Linked DNA regions of Homo sapiens: region 2 is linked to region 1. Evidence: read pairs that join two places in POLR2A ChIA-PET (ENCODE). Cell type or tissue: Panc1. All regions are shown on one strand. Each heading gives the region's core, and the rest is flanking DNA. Links, peaks and the distances in the headings are about the cores only. Region 1 holds the start of CFAP73 (cilia and flagella associated protein 73). Region 2 has its middle 9.9 kb from the start of SLC8B1.

Evidence for each region. Peaks named below come from ENCODE experiments on the same cell type or tissue, not always from the same donor. Only the 100,000 strongest peaks of a DNase experiment are listed, where the experiment ranks them.
Region 2: POLR2A ChIA-PET joins it to region 1 with 7 read pairs; 2 of 35 experiments call an interaction of 5 or more read pairs at or near these places.

What each region holds. Positions count from the first base shown.
Region 1 is chr12:113,149,671-113,152,579 of GRCh38, reverse strand. It overlaps CFAP73 (cilia and flagella associated protein 73), which reads right to left and starts at 2,856. Exons shown (of 8, transcript NM_001144872.3): 1 at 2,667-2,856; 2 at 557-662. The coding sequence starts at 2,722. In Panc1, for the core only: no CTCF peak of the experiment used is centred there; no DNase peak of the experiment used is centred there.
Region 2 is chr12:113,343,522-113,346,430 of GRCh38, reverse strand. No RefSeq gene overlaps it. Among named protein-coding and RNA genes, the nearest start is that of SLC8B1, 9.9 kb to the right of the region's middle. In Panc1, for the core only: no CTCF peak of the experiment used is centred there; no DNase peak of the experiment used is centred there.

The sequences.
Region 1 (2,909 bases), core at 268-2,767:
AGGCCTCATCTTACCCTCTGCCCTCCCATATTCTGTCTTCCAGCCACTCAACCACCTGTGTTTGGTTCTTGCCTTCCAACCAGTCTTTGTGTATGGTTTTCCTCTGCCTGTTTTTCCTTCCTCATCTGTTTCACCTTTGCTGGATAAGCCGACTTGCCCTTCAGCAATCCCCAAGACATCACTTCCTCCAGGAAGCCCTCCTTGACCACCCCCATGGGGAGGTAGGGACTTCTGGGCTTCCACAGCCCCTGCCCAGTGCTTCTTCCCTGTAGCAGTCACCACCTGAACACTTATCTGTTTTCCTCTCTAGACTGTGAGCCCCACAAGGCCAGGGACTATCGTAAGACCTCCAGGGCTTAATGCAGTGCCCAGCACATGCTCAATGCACACAAATTTATTTGCACCAACAACTGGTCTCATTTGATCCCCATTTGACGATGAGGAAATCAAGGCTTGGAGTGGTGAAATGACTTGTCTCAGACCTTGTCACTAATAAATTGGCTCCATCACTTCCCATCCACCAGCTCACCACCTCGTTACAGTAGTGGGGGCTCACCTCCTTCTGGGCCTGCAGGGCCTGGTCTGCATCTACCAGCTCTTGCCTCTTCTCCAGGAGACGCAGTACTGGTGGGACATGATCCTCAGCCTGCTCTGGCAGCTTTCTGAAGAGGCTCAAGTAGGAGGTGGGGGTGAAGGAAGCATGTTTCAGGGCCCCACATCTCACCACTGTGTCTGGAGTGCCCCATTAGCCACCTGCTGGCTGTTTAATTTTTTTTTTTTTTTTTTGAGACTTGTTTTTGGGTCTTGCTTTGTCACCCAGGCTGGAGTGCAGTGGTCTAATCATCATAGCTCACTCCTGGGCTTAAGCGATCCTCCCATCTTGTCTCTTGAGTAGCTGGGACTGCAGGCATGTGCCACCACACCCGGCTAATTTTTATTTTTTTATTTTTGTAAAGATGAGGTCTTGTTTTATTGCCCAGGCTGGTCTTGAACTCGTGGACTCAAGCAATCCTCCTGCCTCAGCCTCCCAAAGTGTTGGGATTACAGGCATAAGCCACCACATCTGGTTGAATTATTATTATTATTATATAGTTTTTGAGATGGAGTCTTGCTCTGTCATTCAGGTTGGAGTGCAGTGGCACGATCTTGGCTCACTGCAACCTCCCGCCTTCCAGGTTCAAGCAGTTCTCCTGCCTCAGCCTCCCAAGTAGCTGGGATTACAGGTGCACGCCACCATGCCCAGCTAATTTCTGTATTTTTAGTAGAGACAGGGTTTCACCATGTTGGCTAGGCTGGTCTCGAAATCCTGACCTCATGTGATCTACCCACCTTGGCATCCCAAAGTGCCGGGATTACAGGTGTGAGCCACCGCACCTGGTTGAATTCTTTATTCATTGAACAAATTGTCCTGAGCACCTACTCTGGGCCAGGCACCCTTGTAGGCACTGGGGGTGCAGCTGTAAACAGGACAGACAAAAATCCCTGTTCCCTCGTGAACTTGCATTGTTCTGGGAGCCACAGAAAATCAAGCTAATAAATAATAATAATAATAATAATAAAGAATGCCAGGACATGGTAGGCACTGAGATGAAAAATTAAGTGGACTAAAGGAATCTTTCAACACAGAGGAGGTGGCATCTGAGCAGAGACCTGGAGGAGAAGAGGGAGCAAGCCACGTGGACATCTCCAGGGAACAGATTCTAGGACCCTGGTGTGGCTAGGGTGGCTGCAGAGGAGGGAGGGAGGAGGAAAAAGATGGGAATTGGGAGCAGGGAGGAGCTGAGAATCCAACTGCGGTGGGCCATGGTGAGTGGAGACTTTGGCCTTGACTCTAAGTGAAGTGGGAGCGGAGGGAGTGTTTTGGGCAGAGGAGGGGCCCTTCTGGCTGCTTTGAGGAGCAAGGACAGTGGGCAGCTGCGGGAGACCAGTGGTGGGGCCACGGGATATTCCAGAGATAGTGTGGTTCTGAGCAGGGCAGCAGTGGCAGGAGGTGAGAGCAGAACTGATGGAGTGGGGAGGGGAGTGAGAAAGGGGTCAGAGGTGACCCCAGGAGCCGGAAGGATGAGGCTGCAGGAGAGCAGGTCAGGTGGGGGAGACCAGCTCCCTACTACGGCCAAGCCCGAGATGCCTGAGACCTCTGCAGGGAGAGGCCCAGGAGGCAGTGGGGTTCTGGAGTCCAGCGCCCCGGGAGAAAGGGAGAGCAGAAAGAATGACTAATGTGTAATCAGCAAGGCTTTCCCAGCCGTGGTCCAGAAGAAAACCCCCCTCCCCATTTTACAGATGCTGATACTGAGGTTGGGACTTGAGGCCATGCTGCTGAACATGAAGGAGACACAGAACAAGCTTCCTCTGTTCCTCCTGAAAATGCAGTTTTGGGGGTGGATTGGGGAGCAGGATTTCATAGAATAATTCCTTCCCAGCTTGGTTTGAATGATTTAATCTCAGCCGGATGTCAGCTAGGGGTGGGGGATCAGGAACGATCCCTGAGACCATGGTGATGCCTCGGTTTCTCTCTGATCCTCAGTTTCCTCCTCTGTGAAGTGGGGACAATAACCCCCACTATGATCTGCCCAAAGCCAGGACCCAGGAGGTGAGGAAGAAAGGATGGGCCAGCCCACGCATTCCCGCCCTCCTTCTAGCCCTCCCTCCCTCTACGTCCCACTCACGTAGACAGTTTCTCTTGCAAAGCCAGTCGGAAATATTCCTCCCAGGGCACCGCCATCCTTCTGGCAGTTGCCCCAGCTTTCTTTCCACCAGCTGGAGTTTTGCACAAGCTTAGGAGACCCTGGGGGTTCTGTGGAGCGTGGTGTGGAAGCCTGCTCAGCTCGGCCCAGAAGGCAGCCACCAGCAGGCTCTGGTTGCCTGGCAACCGACCACACAACATTCCATCGCCTAGCTGCCGCCTGGAG
Region 2 (2,909 bases), core at 325-2,824, 190 kb before region 1:
CAACCGGAGAGACCCAGGAAATCCCTAGTCCCATTTAAAGATGGACGGAGAAGACATGTGACTTGCCCAAGGTCAAACTGAAGTGAGTAGTGAACCTGGGTTGAGCTCATCCAAAGACTTAATTCTTTTTTTTTTTTTTGAGAGAGTCTCACTCTGTAACCCAAGCTGGAGTACAGTGGTGTGATCTCCACTCACTGCAACCTCCGCCTCCCGGGTTCAAGCGATTCTCCTGCCTCAGCCTCCTAGTAGCTGGGACTACAGGCGTGTGCCACCATGCCCGGCTAATTTTTATATTTTCAGTAGAGATGGGGTTTCACCATGTTGGCCAGGCTGGTCTCGAACTTCTGACCTCAGGTGATCCACCCAACTTGGCCTCCCAAAGCGCTGAGATTACAGGCATGAGCCACCATGCCAAGCCCCAAAGACTTAATTCTTATCCACTACATATAGGAGACCCCAAAATGAGACTAATGTGCAGTCTTCCCAAAACTGATTTAATGATTTTGTTAATGGCAACAGTGGTAACAGCCCATAGAAAAGTACTCAAAGGCCGGGCGAGGTGGCTCACGCCTGTAATCCCACCACTTTGGGAGGCCGAGGCGGGTGGATCACCTGAAGTCAGGAGTTCAAGACCAGCCGGGTCTTGAACATGGTGAAACCCCATCTCTACTAAAAATACAAAAAGATGCTTGCCTGTAGTCCCAGCTACTCGAGAGGCTGAGGCAGGAGAATCACTTGGGCCCAAGAGGCGGAGTTGGCAGTTAGCTGAGATCGCGCCATTGCATTCCAGCCTGGGAGACAGAGCGACTTGGTCTCAAATACAAAATTAAAAAAAAAAATACCTAGGAAATGTCTGGGTTGCAATAAGAGGTTGTGGAGACCAAAGTTTTATCATGCAGATGAGGCCTTCAGAGAGAACTGATTACAAATGCTTCTTATCAGATTTAAGGTCTATGTTGATGTTAATGCTGGAGAGGTATAATGAGGCATGTCAACCCCCACTTCCCATCATGGACTCAACCAGTCTCTCAGGTTAAATTTTAAGAGCGCCCTGGCCAAGAAGGAAGTCCATTCAGACAGTTGCGGGGGTGCTTAGAAATTTATTTTTGGGCTGAGCACGGCAGCTCACATCTATAATCCAGTACTTTGGGAGGCCAAGGCGGGCAGATCACTGCAGGTCAGGAGTTCGAGACAAGCCTGGCCAACATGGTGAAACCCCGTTTCTACTAAAAATACCAAAATTAGCTAGGCACGGTGGCGGGCGCCTATAATCCCAGCTACTCAGGAGGCTGAGGCAGGAGAATTGCTTTAACCTGGGAGACGGAGGTTGCAGTGAGTCAAGATCATGCCACTGCACTCCAGCCTGAGCCACAGAGCAAGTCTCCATCTCAAAAAAAAAAAAAGAAAGAAAGAAATTTATTTTTGGTTTACACAAAGTACCATAGATTGGGTGGTTTGGAAACAACAAAAATTAGGCCGGGCACAGTGGCTTATGCCTGTAATCCCAGCACTTTGGGAGGCCGAGGCGGGTGGATCACCTGAGGTGGGGAGTTCAAGACCAGCCTGACCAACATGGAGAAATCCCATCTCTACTAAAAATACAAAATTAGCCGGGCGTGGTGGCACATGCTTGTAATCCTAGCTAGTCGGGAGGCTGAGGCAGGAGAATCACTTGAACCCAGGAGGCGGAGGTTGTGGTGAGCCAAGATTGTGCCATTGCACTCCAGCCTGGGCAATAAGAGCTAAACTCCATCTCAAAAAAAAAAAAAAAAGAAACAACAAAAATTTCTTTCTCATCATTCTGGAGGCTGGACAGCCAAGATCAGGGTGCCAGCATCGTGGGGTTCTGGTAAGGGCCCCTCCCAGGTTGCAGACTGCTGACTTCTTGTATTCTCATATGATGAAGAGAGCTAGCTACCTCTCTGGTGTCTTCTTATACGGGCACTAATTTCATTCCTGAGGACTCCACCTGAATGACCCAATTACTTCCCAAAGCTCCCACCTCCCAATACCATCACACTGGGAGGGTTTCAACACCTGCATTTTGGGGGGACAGATACTTTTCATCCATTACAGGGGTAGAGGGCAGGATTTATTTATTTATGTTGAATAATGTGGTTTTCAGACTATTAAAAAAATGTTTTTTAAGAGTCAGAGTCGCTCGGGTTTGAGCGCAGTGGTGCAATCGTGGCTCATTGCAGCCTCAAACTTCCGGGCTCAAGACATCTTGCCACCCAAGCCTCCCGAGAGGCTGGGACTGCAGGCAGGTGCCACCACACCCAGCTTGTTTTAAAATTTTTTTAGAGATGGAGTCTTGCTATGTTGCCCAGACTGGTCTCGAACTCCTGGGCTCAAGTGATCCTCCTGCATCGGCCTCCCAAAGTGCTGGAATTACAGGTGTAACCCACCACATGGGCCTAATTCCTTTATCCTAGAGAAAACTGATTCCACATATATTTTTCTAGACTGTTTCCCACACAGATATAAATATATGTTTAAAATATACACTTAGGGGCCAGGCGTGCGTGGCTCACTCCTGTAATCCCAGCATTTTGGGAGGCGAAGGCAGGTGGATCACTTTGAGGTCAGGAGTTCGAGACCAGCCTGGCCAACATGATGAAACCCCATCTCTACTAAAAATACAAAAAAATTAGCCAGGCATAGTGGCGTGCACCTGTAATTCCAGCTACCTGGGAGGCTGAGGTAGGAGGTTGGCTTGGGAGGCTTGAGGCGTTCTCTCAAAAAAATAAAAGATAAAAGAAAAGTAAACATATACATACACACACACACACACACACACACACACACACACTTGGGATTATACTTATAAATGAGTGTCAAATCTGTTTTTTTATTTATTATATATACTTTGTGTAGTTTTTTTAAGAGATGCAGGTCTCAAGATTTTG